Regions from separate parts of the Homo sapiens genome. Here region 2 is linked to region 1. The links are chromatin loops, found by intact Hi-C in ENCODE. Cell type or tissue: Caco-2. All regions are shown on one strand. Links, peaks and the distances in the headings refer to the core of each region. The heading gives the core; the rest is flanking DNA.

Region 1 (8,499 bases), core at 5,506-8,005:
AAGGTTATCAGACCTGGTGCCCAAAAGGAGACAAGAGAGGAGCCTCGTCTACTGTCCTCGCCTTCCTTGCTACTTGACTTTGAGGACAAATCATCCTGCTAACAATGTCTGACACAGCTTTGTCCATTTATACAAGTGATCACAGGGCTTTATTCCTGCTGAGGCTCCAGCTTCCTCCAATGACTTGTCCCTGACACTTTTATATGCTTTCTACTTACCTAAATGCTTCCAAGCACACCATCTCATTTAGTCTTCATGTTAACTCTATGGGGTAGGCATTATTAGATAATGAAACCAAGGTTTGAGATCATAGAGCTCATAGAAATCAGAGCTGGAATGCAAACTCAGGACTTTCTGGCTCAAAGCCTATGCTGCTTAACCATTACACCACACTGCCTTTTACAGACATGGAAACAGAGGCCTGGGAAGGTGAGGCAGCCTTAACACAGAACCAGTAATGGGATACATAATTGATCTTTTCTTCATTACAACTCTCTACTGTTGGATCTTAAAAAAATGGTCTTTTTATTATTTGTTTACACATTCATTCATTTTTAAAATAGATTTTATTTTTTAGAATGGTTTTAGATGTAAAGAAAAATTGTGATGATGATATAAAGAGTCCCTATATACCTCTCATTCAGTTCCCCTATTGTTAATATTTTATATTAATATTATATATTTATTGTAATTAATGTACAAATAATGATATACTGTCAACTAATTATTATGAATACTATTACTAGTTATTATTAACTGATGTCTATATTTTATTCTGATTTTCTTAGTTTTTACCTAATATCCTTTTTCTGTTCCAGAATTTTATCCAAGATGCCACATTACCTTTGGTTATCATGTCTCCTTAGGCTCCTCTTGGCTGTGACAACTTCTCAGACTGTCTGTTCAGGCTACTATAACAAAATAGCATAGGTGACACATAAACAATAGAAATTTGCTTTTTGTAGTTCTGAAGGCTAGGAAGTCCAAGACTAAGATCCTGACAGATTTGTGTCCAGTGAAAGCCCCCTTCCTCGTAGACAGAACCTTCTTCCTATTACATGGTGTAGGTGATGAAGGGTCTCTCTCAAGCCTCCTTTATAAGGGCACTAATTATCTTCAGGAGGGCCCCACCCTCATGACCTAATAATCTCCCACACCATCACCTTGAGGTTTAGAATCTCAACATATGAATTTTGGGGAGATGCAAATATTTAGACCATAGCATGGACTTTCTTTGTTTTTTATGACCTTGACAGTTTTGAGGAGTATTGGTTCGGCATGTTGAAGGACATACTTCTACTGGGATTTGTCTGATGTTTTTCTCATAACTAGTCTGTTATGGGTTTTTAGGAGGAAGACCACAGAATTAAAGTGCCTTTTTTTTTTTCTTTTTGAGATGGAGTCTCGCTCTTGTCTTCCAGGCTGGAGTGCAGTGGCGTGATCTTGGCTCACTGCAACCTCTGCCTCCTGGGTTCAAGTGATTCTGCCTCAGCCTCCCAAGTAACTGGGAATACAGGTGCCCGCCACCATGCCTGGCTAATTTTTGTATTTTTAGTAGAGATGGGGTTTCACCATGTTGGTCACGCTGGTCTTGAACTCCTGACCTCAAGTGATCCACCTGCCTTGGCCTCCCAAAGTGCTGGGATTACAGGTATGAGCCACTGCACCCATCCTAAAGTGCCATTTTCATCACATCATATGAAGGGTACATACTGTCAATATAATTTATTGCTGTTGTTAACTTTGATCACCTGGCTGTAGTAGTATATATGTAAGGCTTCTCCACTGTGAAGTTTTTGTTTTTTCTCCCCTTTCATACTATACTCTTTGGAAGGAATTCACTGCACAACCCACGCTTAAGGAGTGAGCAGTTATACTCCATCTCTTTGAGAGCAGTTTATCTATATAAATAATTTGGAATTTTTCTGCACGAGAGATTTGTCTCTTTCCCCCATTTATTTATTCAGTCATTTATTAATATTTATATCAGTATGGACTTCTGGTTATTTATTTTTGACAATCAAAGATTATGTAGTCTACTGTAGCAATAAGAAAGTAGTAGGTTGGTAGAACCCCATGTTGCTTTAGTTAAGCAGTAAAAGTTCCTGGTTATTCTGAAGAGGTAGTGATATTTGAAGGGCATAGACTTTTTATGGGCTAGTTATTGACACACGGGGTGGTGGTTCTGAATGATATCACTGCCACTGGTTTTTTTTTTTTTTTTTTTTTTTAGACGGAGACTGTTGCCCAGGCTGGAGTGCAGTGGCATCATCTTGGCTCACTGCAACCTCCACCTCCTGGGTTCAAGTGATTCTCCTGCCTCAGCCTCTCGAGCAGCTGGGACTACAGGCACGTGCCACCATGCCCAGCTAATTTTTGTTTCGTATTTTTAGTAGAGACGAGGTTTTGCTGTGTTAGCCAGGATAGTCTCGATCTTCTGACCTCATGATCCGCCTGCCTCGGCCTCCCAAGGTGCTTTATTTTACTGATGAGGAAATGTAGTCACAACTATTATGATACCACTGATCTGGTTCATTTCTCACCTGCTCCGTCTTTCCCTGTTGCCCACACTTGGCCAGGTTTTGTGGGAATCCAGTAGCTTTCTCTAAATCAGAGAACTGTTTTCATTGTTGATCTGAATTTCGACAATCACTTTACACCTCATGGCACCCAATCTCAACCAGAGTGCCCTCAGCATAGTGAGGAACAACAAGCCACACTTTTCTTTTTTAAGGCCCAGAGGGAAAGACTATATTAAGTTTGTACAACCTTCCTTATTGTTGTTGTTGTTGTTTTTCTGTTTTGTTTTGTTTTGTTTTAGGCTTTTAGCAGCCTGAAGCCATGGTTTTTAGTGTCTGTCTCTAGTGTTAAGTGGAAAAGAGGGATGAGGAAGGGGCTTTACTGGCCCGACCAGAAACAGAAACTAAGAACCCATGACTGTATTCTCTCCCTTGGGCACTAGATAATTTTTAATGTCCTGAAACTCTTTCAGGAATAAGAGAGATATGGTATTTTTGTTTTCCCTCAAGTATGTATTGTATGTATGGGATCCATTTTGGCAAGAGGAGCCAAACCTTGGGATTTACATTAGTATAGGAGAAACTGATTTGTAAGCCTTGACAGCAAGACTGAAGTTTTATCCACCATACAGATAGGATTTGATAAATAGAAAACTGAATCCAGTCCATTATTATGAACACCTGAGCTGTTCATAGTAATCATCTGTGCCACATGATGATGAATGATGGGCTCCTAGGCATGGCTGACACTTCCCAGCAGAAGGCTGGCTAGGACCCTTATCTTTCCTTCCCTCCCAGACCTTTGGTAGGGAAGAATAGCTTGTGTGAAGAAACAGTTTTACCGCCTCTCCTTTGGAAAATCTCCATACATATCTAATTCTTACTTGAATAGTCTTGGCTTTCAAGTGTCATTATTTGGGCGAGGTCGCCCTGCTGATCTGGAGCCTCCTCAGGTGTCAGGGATTGCCAACTATATTTGCGTGCTTTCTTGTCTGGTGCCGCTCCAAGACTGAAACAGTTTTATATTTTATTTCCATTACACAGTCTACCTTTCTGGGGCACATGAAGTGTGGTCTGAGCCCAGTGATGCAAACAGTCCTGCCGAGGCCAAAAGCTGCCAAAAGCACATGGTCTATTGGTGAAAAGTTGACCTTCAAAGAGTAAATGGGGTTCTCTCAGTCAATCTGCAGATGTGGAGTACAGGGTTATACTAACATCACTGTCAGGCAGTGTAGAATGCTGGGGAACCACTAATATATAAATAAGAGATATGTGAGTTATAATCCTGCTCTGTCACTTATTGACCCTGTGACCTTAGATAGTTACCTAGCCCTTGTGAATCTTTCTTTCCTCAAATGAAAAGTAAAATTGGAAATTTCTACTTTACGTAATTTCTATTTGGACTAAATGAGACAAGGTATGTAAAGAGCCTGGAGTATAATAAAGGATTCATAAATGTTAGTGGCTATAATTCTTATCATCAAACTCTTAGCATTATATTCTCTGTGATTATGTTTTCAAGATTCTGAAATCTGTGTGTTATAGTCCAATTTATTTCTCTTTGGGCTTAGCTTCAATAAGAAGCATTGTCCTTCACAGAGGAAAGAGTCTCTTCTGACTCACACCACTACGGCATCACTTTGAATTACTTTTCATGATAGGATAATTTGTTCAGACACATTCTCACTTTCTACTGATTTTATTCATATTCAGTGGTGAGCATTTACAAGACCACTGGCCCTGGATGTAATATACTCCAGATCAAATAAAGAAATGTGTATTGTTACACAGGATTGAAACCCTGACCATTACCTTACAACATTGAGCAGAGCCAAATTGTCACAACAGATATTGGTACATCTGGTATATCCTAGAAGAATACCTCCCAGCCTGAAGGTGATCCACATGCTGTCATCATCTTGGGATGGTTCCTTTTCCTCTGTCTCCCCATAGGCAAAACAAACTCACTTGCCCTATTGATATATAATCTTTATTGATTGACTGGGGAGGAGATCTCCTTTAAGACAGTACCCGATACACAGCCACAGACACTCAAGCCTAGAGGAGACTTCACCAGCCCTTCAGTGCCAACTGCCCCTGCAACAGTTTAGAAACCACTTGTGGGGAGCTTGTGGTATGTCTTCACTTTTCTGCCAGGTTGAACTAAAGAAATATAAGCATCCACTTGCCATAAAAATGTTTTCCACTATCACCTAACATATTTCTTAGCAACCTCTCCATATTCCTGGTGAGGTCTTCACATTATCAACCTATTTATATCTTTTCTTTGACCTTCAAATGTCTCAAGAGAGTAAACACTCTGCCTGTTCACTCCTTATCCCATTTGCTCTCTGCCTGTTGTCTCCACCATAATTCCGAAGTTGCTTCTTGTAGTGCTATCGTTTTAGTCATCTGTTAGTGGTCTAACAGATTACCTTTCCTCAATGCCATCTTCCTTCCCGGCTTATCTGACACTCTCTATCACTCCTCTCTTCCTGAAACTGCTACCTTAATTTCTAATATTTTATACTATTCAGATTCTCCTTCTACTTGTCAGATTATTCATCTGTCTACTGGGCTGATTTTTCCCTCCTCACCCACCTTAAAAATGTAGGCATTCCCAAAAGGCCTATTCTTATCTGTATTCTTTTATTTTCCTGCCCACTTATTTTCTCACTCTTCTCATTTATTTACCATGGCTTCAAATATCACCTTCTTCCAGATGGTTCTCAAATCTTTATCCAGACCTTAACTCTCTCCCAGTCTCCTGTTGTCTCTACCCAGTGGCTTGCTGAACATTTTCACCTGTAGATCTGTTGGTACCTCAAAAGCAATATCTATAAATCTCAATTTATCATTCATATCAGAGGTTTTCAAACTATGGTTTCCAGGTCCCTAAGGTTCATGAGAATGTCTTAAGTGCCAAATGAGATTGGGACTGATGGTTGTGAAAATGAGGGCTCTAGTGCTTCTACTAACTGGAGAACTTTTTTTTTTTTTTTTTAAATACGTGGGACTTCTAAGGGAGATTTAATTTAATCAAGGATTGTAATGCTAAAGAAATGTTTGGAACCACTGAGCTACCACAGTTTGTCCTAAACTAGTTCATTCTATTATAGATTTTTTAATTTTTGTTGCTAGGAATCATAAAATCAAATTCCTACAGGGGCCAAGTATGAAATATAAATAAGTAAAATGGCCTGAGTCCATGACAAAAGAAAGTAGTGGGGATTGTGGTGTGTTGAAGATAACATACTAATTCTAAAAGCCTTCAAATTAAAAAAAAAAGCTAACTCAGTGTATGGGCTATAAATCCACATCTGCAAGTTTCATCTTCTGGAGTTACTAATTTACATTTGGGTAGCAATAGTATCCTAATTACCCAAGCTGGATATCTCAGATGGATTTCCCTCCCTCCTCTTTCTTCCCTGACCCAGAAGTTATCTGTGACCAAATGCTATTGCCTCTTTTCTCCCAATGGTTTCCTTTTTTATCCTTTCTATGCTATTACTGATCCTGGTTTATACTCTTTATAGCTTGTCAGTGGACTTTTCCCTTGCTCCTTCCTCTGAGCTTTTCTGCCCACACTGCTCAGAATGTGTTCACATTGTCTATGGTGAGAAGACAATGTCCTCAGTTTGGCTTTCAAGGATATCCACCATTCTTATCTTTTAAATGCCTTATCTTTGCATTTACACAGAACCTAATTGTAATCATCTCATGATATTTACCATCTTCTATGTTTTATGACTTGTAGTCATTTGTATCCATGTCTCACTTTTGTTACTAGATACCAGATTAGTACTAGATGATAAACTCCTACTGTTTCATTTTAATACACATTTTTTAGTACGTACCATGTCTAATAGGTATGGTTTCAGGTGCTTTGGACATAGACTTTGTCCTCAAAGTGGTCACAGGTGAGTCATAAAGACAGTAATGCAAACAAATAATTACCACATTGGGTAGTGAAGGCTTATAATAAAGATATGTACAAAATGATGCTGTGGGAATACAGAAAGGGAAGCAATTAATTCTGGACAGATTATATAGTGGGTGAAGTGTCAAGAAAGGTGACATTTGCGTTGAACCATGAAGGATGAGTAGAGATTCACCAGGATGTAGGAAAAGGAACACAAAATAATTACAGGCATTCCAGATCGTGGAAAGATTTTGGAAATAATGTTTTATTAGGAATGTGGAAGGAATTGGGGCTGTTTGTCTTGAAGAACAGATAACATATTTGAAGAGGAAATAGATTCTTCCCTAGGTAACAGCAGAACCAATATGTGGAATTTATAGAGAGAAATTTTAAATTTAATACAATAAAGGTCTTTCCCTGATTAAAGACTCTCAGTTTGGACATGTGTTGGATCAGTTGTGAACTCTTTGTCATTAATTCTTAGTTAGAGGCTAAACAAACATCATAATCTATAGAAGAAGGATTTCAAAATGGAAATCTTAACCCTAAAATAATTTAAAAATACTTGTATAGGTGTTTCTATATCAGCCAATGTGACTATTTTGGCCAAGTTGAGTAGAACATTCATTATTAGGCTCATTAAGCATGTGGATTCTATCCATATTGCTCAGCACAGAAGTACTCAATAAATGTTGAATTGAAATCAAGCAGATAAATAAACTGTGATCAATAGACTGGTTTCTACATAGGAGCTTTGAGAATATATTCAGTTGCTTTTCTTTTAAAAACTCTTTGTGGGAAATTGGGAAATGCATACCTTTATCTCCTGCAGGTGAGAGTATAAATTTGTGAAACTTTTTGCAGGGAAATTTAGCTTTACATATAAATAGCATCAGTACATTTATATATTTGATGCAGTAATTCTATGGCAGCAATTTCTTCTAGGGCAATTATAGATTGTAAACATTTTACTACAAAGATGTTCATCATGCAAGTGCTAAAAATAAGAAGAATTGGATATAAATCTAAAAGTCTATCAATTTGTAATTGGTTAAATAAATTATGGTACATCTGCACAATGAAATAATATTCAGCCACTAAAAATGACATTATAAAAGGACACTTCACAACATGGGCAACATGTGCATAACTTACTGTTAACTTACAAAAGCAAGTTTCCTAAGTACTATAATTCTGTTTTTATCCTATAATATGTTTTGATTGCTGAGTTGTGTGATTATGGAAGGTTTTATTTTTTCCACTTATTTGTAGTAAACATTTCTTGCAATGAATATAGAATACTTTGTAGTAATTTAAAATGGTAGTTGCCGGGCACCATGGCTCACACCTGTAAACCCAGCACTTTGGGAGGCTGAGGCGGGTGGATCACCTGAGGTCAGGAGTTTGAGAACAGCGTGGCCAACATGGTGAAACCTCGTCTCTACTAAAAATAAAAAAATTAGCTGGGCATGGTGGCGGGCGCCTGTAATCCCAGCTGCTCCAGAGGCTGAGGCAGGAGAATTGCTTGAACCCGGGAGGTGGAGGTTGCAGTGAGCTGAGATCGCGCCACTGCACTCCAGCCTGGGCGACGGAGCAGGACCCCGTCTCAGGGGGGAAAAGAAAAAGTAGTTAAAAAACAAAAACAAAAACAAAACCTGTCTTGCATGGCTGTTCCTACTCCCTTGAGGGTAAAGCCACCACATATTCAATATGGAGGCCAGAAAGGAGCAAAACCCAGCACTAGGCCAAGCTGGAAGAACAGAGAGGTCCTGAAGGTGAGTTCAGTCTTTATGGCCAGGAAGCCATCCCCTCTGTTTAGTAAAAGTGCTACCTTCCTCCTCTGGACTGTGCTGGCCACAAATCATATAACAAATTTTCCTTATATTCTTTTTTTTAAAACCCCAACCCCTCTCACCCCCCTGACTAAATGACTCACTTCATTTACACATCCTAAAGGCTGTCTGTACTTTTCCTCTTCTAGCTCCGCTCCTTCACTCAGGGACTGACTGTCTCAGGGCATCCAGCAAACTGGATGGTGCCTGATGATTCCTGAGATGC
Region 2 (8,499 bases), core at 3,712-6,211, 66 kb before region 1:
ATTCACCTGCTTCTTCATAGTTGACTTGTCATTTCCTAGTAATTATGCTTTACTCCCAACCTACAAATTAAGTCATGAATTAGTTTTCATTTGCTAGAAAGAGGCAGCAAACCCTAGGAATTTTAACCATTGCACTGCCAGAAAGCCCTTGAACTTAGTTAATTCATGCTTCTTTCACTGTAAATAAGGATAAAGATATAAATTGACTCACATTACAGGGAAGCTCCAAAATACACAGAGAAGTAATTGCAAGGGATACAAAAATTCAGACTTTAATATTCTGTTTTTAAGTGAAGATAGAATGGATAATCAGTTGGAAATGGTCAATTATTATGGACCAGAAATAATAAATTCTGGATAGTGAGATTACAGTAGTAAGACCAGCTTTTAAGGAAGGTAGAGTGAAAATTAGCTACTGACAAAGCAAATATGTGAACAATATATAATTTCAGTATAATTTTCAAAAGCTTATTTTTGTAATAGCCAATTCTGGACTAGGTCAATGACCTTTTTGTCAATGAATAATTTGTACCATTTATTACTGTTTTTTCTCTTTACCTTTGACCATTTAGCTACTCATTAGTGTCCCATTAAGTGTTATTACCGTTTTTCTGTTTGTAAAAGTAGCACATACATATTGCACAAAGATATAGTGAAATTCAGTAATTTCCAAAGAGTGAAGCAAAACTCGACCATAATCTCATTACTAAGAAACAAACACTGTTACCATCTTGGTCTACTTCTCAGAATTTGTGCATATACATTCTAGGTAAACTGTTAAAGACAAAAAGGGGATCTTCCATATTCTTCCATTTGTGACTATTTTCACTTAATACTTGCTGGATTTTTTACATCAATAAATAAGGATATGTCTTTTTAATGGCTAAATAATATTCCATTGATCTAGTCATTTATTAATTAAGTAATTATTAGTTCTTATTATGTATCAGGTCTTCTGCTAGTCCTGAAGCACAGTGGTGAACAAAAATGAAAAGTCTCTTAATTTATTTAACTACTTTTTTGTTAGAGGCTAATATTGTTTCCCCATCTTTAAATGGACTTTTGGTCTTGCCAAGAAAACTTGGTAACTGGCAAAGGAGTTGAGGAGAAGATAACATTATTTTGGAAAACTGGAGCCAAACTTCCAGAAAAGCCTTTGCTACTCAGTGTGTTAAAATAAAATCCTTTCTTTCTGCATCTATTATAACAACGTAAACAACAGTAGGCACTTAATGAGTGCAGTCTAAATAAGTTCCATATATTGGATTTTTTAATTCTCAAAATTGCCCTATGAAGTAGATACAGTTATTGGCAGTACTATTATTCCCATTTTATAGCCAAGGAAAATGAGGTACAGAAAGGTTAAGTAACTTGCCTAAGGTCACAAAGTAAATAAATAGAAAGACGGATTTGACCCTGGCAACCTGACTCCAAAACCTTTATCCTAGGCTACCTCTTGTTAATACTGAACTTAGCATATAAGTGTATTATTGAAGCATTGTATGTGTTGTGATTATTTTTCACATCTGACCTCTAAGAGTGTAAGCCTCCTGAGGGCAGAGGCCCTTTTATTAATTTTTGTGTGACTCAAACAGTGAATGATTTATAAGGAGCATCCTGTAATGTTTTGAAGAACGAATAAAAGAATACATGAATAAATGCCATTTGGAAATGTAACATATCTCTAAAGAATGGAAGATTGTGTGGGGAATAGGTGTTCAGAAAATGTTATGAAAATTCAAAATTCTTCCTACAGAAGCAATCCTTTTCCATTGGTAGGAGGGCCCTCTATTCTAGGATCAGCTGTATACTGACCAGCATCAGACATACACTTCCACTCTACTCTAGCAAACTTGAAAAAAATCTAGATGAAAAATCATTCAATTATCTGCATGTTAAGTGGCTGTCCATTATGTAGATATATGACGAAAGGTCTGTATTTGAAAATATAAAGATGTTTGGTGTCATCAATTCAACAGTTTTTACTGGACGAAGTTATACTTTTCATCCTGAAATTTTCATTTACTATTGACACTACTTTTAAAACTTGTATTCAGAGATAACTAAGGGACACAACCAGTTTAAAAGTTAGAGAAGTCTGGGCGCAGTGGCTCACGCCTGTAATACCAGCACTTTGGGAGGCCGAGGCGGGCAGATCACGAGCTCAGGACATCGAGACCATCCTGGCTAACACGGCGAAACCCCCTCTCTACTAAAAATACAAAAAATTAGCTGGATGCTGTGGCGGGCACCTGTAGTCCCAGCTACTCGGGAGGCTGAGGCAGGAGAATGGCATGAACCCAGGAGGCAGAGCTTGCAGTGAGCTGAGATCGCGCCACTACACTCCAGCCTAGGCGACAGAGCGAGACTCCGTCTTAAAAAAAAAAAAAAAAAAAGAGAGAAAACAATCTAGCTGTTGGATGATGTTGAGTGCCTTTCCTTGCAGAATGGGCTTCTGTCCAAGGATGAAAGAGTTGACCTCCAAGTGTATGCTGTTGTTACTGATGGTTCTGTGCAACTCAGCTGGCTAAGTAGTTCTCCATGGGGCTGGTAGGGGCTTTTTGGAAATTCACTGAGGAGGATTTGTTTGTCACAATGATAGAAGAGAAGGGTCATTGGCGTTGTAGAGCTCTCAGCCGGGACATCAGATAGTCTTCACTGTGTGGAAGAGTTCTCACAGCAAGGATTTGTACCATGTCTCAAGTGACTTTTAAATATTAAAAACGTATTATTTTGTTATATATTACTTCTTTTTAAATTTACCTTTGAATTATGTATGTAGCTAGATTATCTTTGAATTTTATGTCTGGGGAGTTAAGGGGGCTCTAGAGAGTATTTCCTTTACAAGGGGAGCACTGAGTTTCAAAAGGTTGAGAATCCCAAAATCAGACAAGATACCTTAGGAATTAGTGTTTCTGGAGTATAGCAGGATTCCATTTTTCTTAGATATAGAATTTCAGGTGAAACTTAGTAGGGCGAAAGATTTGGTAAATAGCCAGTGAGAATTCTTGAATTAGTGCCTGGGATATTTAGTCTCACAAATATTATCCACATTTCCTTAATTCCGCTGGTTTTTTTTCATGTCATTCCCCAGTGAATATGAAATGTGATAGAATTTGGGGAAGATGGATTGTTCCAAATGTAATTAGAAGGACATGAGTTATATAGCCTGGAATCTAGTGGACGCCTCCTTGCTTTATGTGTGACATGATCAGAATTTTTCTTGAGGATGATAAATCTGATAGTGGGATATTGCATAATTTCAGATCAGAAAAACCACATCTCCCAGATTGGGTCACTCCTTCTAGAAGGGAGTAAAAATAAAATAACATTTGTCCTATTTCTTCATCCCTACACAGATCTTTTTTTTGCTTTTGATCATGCTTCCTGATTCTTAGGGCTCTTCATTTCCTCTCCTGCAATCTCAGGGGATTATGTGGGCCAGAAAGTTGAGCAAGTGATTGATCTGGGACAGCTCTTAGTCTTGGCTTCATCACTTTACTTTCTCACCTTCCTCTGGAAGGCAAATTGCAAGCTTGCTTCTTCTTGTTACTTTCTAGGTTAACTCCTCTTTAGAACTGGTATCCTTGGGGCTGTGTGAATATAACATTTTATAGCCAATGATTTCAGGATCTTAACTATTATTTTGTTGGAATAGATTTTCAAAAACATTCTCACTCTAAAAAAGTCAGTCTTTGCCTCAAAGAAGCACCTGTATATCTTGGCATTTCCTAAAAGGCATCTCACATCTTTTACATAAAGGAAAATCTCAGTAGATAACTAGCTACCTTCTAATTTAATCCTCAACAAGCTTGGTATACTATAGAGTATTATCTTAAGAAGGCTAGGCAAATCCTGCTTGTATCAGTGATTAAAATTCTAAACTACACTTCTACCTGCACAAGGACAGATTCCTAACTGATATCTTTATGTTTGATTGACTCTTTTGCCCTCTCATGTTTGCAAGAAGGTAAACTTTGTAAAACAAACATATTCCTATGAACTTTTGTGGTGGTGTTTGTTTTGTTTTTGCGAACACAAAGATAAAAGCAAAACAAAAACAAAATCACTACTGAGGAGACTGGAACATGAAGAGAACGAGCCAAAGGCTGGAGAGGAGAGGAGGGCAGAGGGTTCCCAAGGTAGATTGGGAATCCAGTGTTAAGTGAGGCTAATATTTCTAATGGCCTCCCCTTTTTTTAAAATCATGTTGAAAAAAAAAAAACCTTTGCAACAACACAGATGCAGTTGCAGGCCATAATCCTAAGGAAATTAATGTAGGAACAGATAACTTAATATCACATATTCTTACTTAAAGGTGGGAACTAAACATTCAGCACACAGGGACATAAACATGGGAAAAATAAACACTGTGGACTACTAGTCAGAGGAGGAAGGGTAGGATGGGTTGAAAAACTACCTATTGCGCACTATGCTCACCACTTGGGTGCTTGGGTGATGGAATCTGTACTCTAATCTTTAGCATCATGCAGTATTCCCATATAACAAGGCTGCACGTCGACCTCTTATATCTAAAATAAAAGTTGAAATTAGCAAACAACCAAAAACACCTCAGGGCCTCCCAGGTTTTAATCCTAGGTGATTTAGATTTATTTGAGCAGCTACATTCTTCTAATTCTTGATTTATTATTAGGACAAAAATTCTCTTAGAAGTAAAGGCCCTGAAACCTCCTGGCAGGTCAAGGTGTTTTCAAGGGTAGTCTGGGAAGGGAAACTCAATAATACATTAAAATCCATCAGATTCTTGCTGAGATTAGCTGTCACCTAGCAAGACCTTGAGGGAAAGGACATTGGAGGAGGGAAGGAGGAAAAGATCAGGAAAGCTTCCTGGGTAAACTTTTCTGGGGAGAGCAAGTGGAATCCATCAGGAAACTGCCTGGGGGCCCCAACTGTTGGTGGTTGGGGGATGCTTAGAAGGCAGTAGAAAGACAGCTGACAAAGGGGGTTGTGGAGGGCTTAGTGGTAAATTTCTCCAGTATGTGGTACTGCCCAGCACAATGGGTAAAACATAGTAAGCCAATACCACATATTGGTTAATTTCCTTTTCTCAAAGCTTCCTCTAGGATGGGCTTGTCCTGTAGCCTCCAGAGTAGCTTCCCAGGGCTTGATTTGTTTGGACTAAGATGAACTTTGTATTCTTGATCCTTTTGTTTGATCAGTTCTATGACTCAGGGTTGTGTTAGTGTCTCTGCTTTCCCTACTGGACACCCCATACATTTTGACCTCAGTCCAGGACTACTCTAGCAGCTCTCTGGTTGTGTGTTTGCGTGTGTGAGAGAGTATGTGAGTTATTATTCTCCCTCTCATCCTGCCCTCTCTTTCCATGAGTTCCTATGTCAGGGCCAGAGACACACACTATTCTTATAATTAATGCACTGAGCTTTGTACATATGATGTAGAGCCTAATTTTACATTAAACAGTCTGAAATGTTATCAGATTATTCGATCCCAAGTAATCCAATCTTGCAAAAAGTTTTATTCTTGAAACTAGAGTATAAAGAGAAACTGCCATCCTTAAGAAATGCAATTCAGTAGTCTCAAAATTTTGCTTTGGGAGGACAATTTCCTGGTAGGCTGCCAGACCCTCTGTGCTGATTTTACATCCATTAGGGGTTTCTTTGTTTGGATTATTGTTGCTGATATTCCTACTTCAAAAGGGGCATTGACCCACTTTCACACCCCTTGTCAGATGTGGACAAAGATCTTTCCGAAAATTGCTTTACAATGGCTGAGTTGAATGTCCACACTCACTGTATTAAATTATTTGTGATGACAAAGGGAAATAATGGGTTGAAAATGCCATCTTTAGTGGCATCTTCACTAAGTGTTGCTTTACTTTTTTTTCAATGTAGTCTGCAGAATGGGTCTTCAGGTTACTTATAACCATGAAAATGGCTTCTCTGAGAATCTGGGTCCTGCAGCTCTGATATATAATGTGAGGGTTCTGTGCTCTCTTTTCTTTTATATATATATATATATATATATATATATATATATATATATATATTTTATTATACTTTAAGTTCTAGGGTACATGTGCACAATGTGCAGGTTTGTTACATATGTATACATGTGCCATGTTGGTGTGCTGCACCCATTAACTCGTCATTTGCATTAGGTATATCTCGTAATGCTATCCCTCCCCACTTCCCCTACCCCACAACAGGCCCCAGTGTGTGATGTTCCCTTTTCTGTGTCCAAGTGTTCTCATTGTTCAATTCCCACCTATGAGTGAGAACATGCAGTGTTTGGTTTTTTGTCCTTGCAATAGTTTGCTGAGAATGATGGTTTCCAGCTTCATCCATGTCCCTACAAAGGACATGAACTCATCCTTTTTCATGGCTGCATAGTATTCCATGGTGTGTATGTGCCACATTTTCTTAATCCAGTCTATCATTGTTGGACATTTGGGTTGGTTCCAAGTCTTTGCTATTGTGAATAGTGCTGCAATAAACTTATGTGTGCATATGTCTTTATAGCAGCATGATTTATATTCCATTGGGTATATACCCAGTAATGAGATGGCTGGGTCAAATGGTATTTCTAGTTCTAGATCCCTGAGGAATCGCCACACTGACTTCCACAATGGTTGAACTAGTTTACAGTCCCACTAACAGTGTAAAAGTGTTCCTATTTCTCCACATCCTCTCCAGCACCTGTTGTTTCCTGACTTTTTAATGATTGCCATTCTAACTGGTATGAGATGATATCTCATTGTGGTTTTGATTTGCATTTCTCTGATGGCCAGTGATGATGAGCATTTTTTCATGTGTCTGTTGGCTGCATAAATGTCTTCTTTTGAGAAGTGTCTGTTCATATCCTTCGCCCACTTTTTAATGGGGTTGTTTGTTTTTTTCCTGTAAATTTGTTTGAGTTCTTTGTAGATTCTGGATATTAGCCCTTTGTCAGATAAGTAGATTGCAAAAATTTTCTCCCATTCTGTAGGTTGCCTGTTCACTCTGATGGTAGTTTCTTTTGCTGTGCAGAAGCTCTTCAGTTTAATTGGATCCCATTTGTCAATTTTGGCTTTTGTTGCCATTGCTTTTGGTGTTTTAGAAATGAAGTCGTTGCCCATGCCTATGTCCTGAATGGTATTGCCTAGGTTTTCTTCTAGTGTTTTTATGGTTTTAGGTCTAACATTTAAGTCTTTAATCCATCTTGAATTAATTTTTGTATAAGGTGTAAAGAAGGGATCCAGTTTCAGCTTTCTACATATGGCTAGCCTGTTTTCCCAGCACCATTTGTTAAATAGGGAATCCTTTCCCCATTTCTTGTTTTTGTCAGGTTTGTCAAAGATCAGATAGTTGTAGATGTGTGGTATTATTTCTGAGGGCTCTGTTCTGTTCCATTGGTCTATATCTCTGTTTTGGTACCAGTACCATGCTGTTTGGGTTACTGTAGCCTTGTAGTATAGTTTCAGGTCAGGTAGCGTGATGCCTCCAGCTTTGTTCTTTTGGCTTAGGATTGACTTGGCAATGCGGTCTCTTTTTTGGTTCCATATGAACTTTAAAGTAGATGCTCATGGATAGGAAGAATCAATATTGTGAAAATGGCCATACTGCCCAAGGTAATTTATAGATTCTGTGCCCTCTTTTCATAGGCTGCTTATTCTTCCTTATCCTAGGTCATGTTTTAGTCACAGGAAAGAAGATATGTTTCAGAGAGATTTTAGCTCAGAGAGTGAGCTGAAAATGAAATCCTCCTTGCTTTGAAGATGTGGAAACCATAGTGATTTCTGAGCAATGCCACTATGTTCTGCCATGCTTCCTTAGATCAGAGTTTTTATTTAAACACTTTATACCCAATAATGTGAAAACTACCCTTTCACAATTTATGTTTTCCTAGGAAAGTTGGTACCCTCTAGTGTACATATCTTGCACTTTTATATAACTTTTGACCTCTTCAAACACTTTTCCTAAAGGTTGCTCAATCTCTCCTCTAGGCTCCGTGCTCACCATATGGGTATAAATTTTCATGGTACGTAAGAAACTTAAGATCTAGAGAATTCTTTCACAATTGATGACCAGAAAGGTGAGAATTCATAAGAGTTCTGCTTCCAGATCTAGCCTAACCATTTTTTGTAGGCCCTTTGGAAAACGACCTAAAATTCTCTGAGTAACTAGAGATTGAGGTTAATAGTCCCTATTTTACCATGTAGGATTGCTGAAAGATCAAGATCTGAGATGCATATTTAAGTGCCTCTCCATAGGTGTGGTGCCCAAATTATTTAATGGAGATGTCATTTTCATTCTTAGATTGATACATACGGGAAAACATAGGATATACTACATTGACAAGTCTGTGTGCTGTAAATCCATCTATCTTTATCCTCTTGTATTTTATTTTGTCTTTTACTTTTTAAATAAATGTTCCTGTTGGAAAATCCCAGTCTGCCTTGCTTTGTTAGGCCAACAGGAGAAGAAATATTTCTACTCATGTTACCCAGTCAGTTCTATATCCTATGTTCTAAGAAATTCT

Evidence for each region. A loop is a pair of places that touch in the nucleus more often than their neighbours do. Peaks named below come from ENCODE experiments on the same cell type or tissue, not always from the same donor. Only the 100,000 strongest peaks of a DNase experiment are listed, where the experiment ranks them.
Region 2: it touches region 1 in a loop (7-fold over the local background); 1 of 110 quality-filtered maps calls a loop at or near these places.

The regions. Positions count from the first base shown.
Region 1 is chr11:107,129,736-107,138,234 of GRCh38, reverse strand. No RefSeq gene overlaps it. Among named protein-coding and RNA genes, the nearest start is that of GUCY1A2, 120 kb to the right of the region's middle. In Caco-2, for the core only: no CTCF peak of the experiment used is centred there; no DNase peak of the experiment used is centred there.
Region 2 is chr11:107,193,632-107,202,130 of GRCh38, reverse strand. No RefSeq gene overlaps it. Among named protein-coding and RNA genes, the nearest start is that of GUCY1A2, 180 kb to the right of the region's middle. In Caco-2, for the core only: no CTCF peak of the experiment used is centred there; a DNase peak (open chromatin) is centred at 5,200.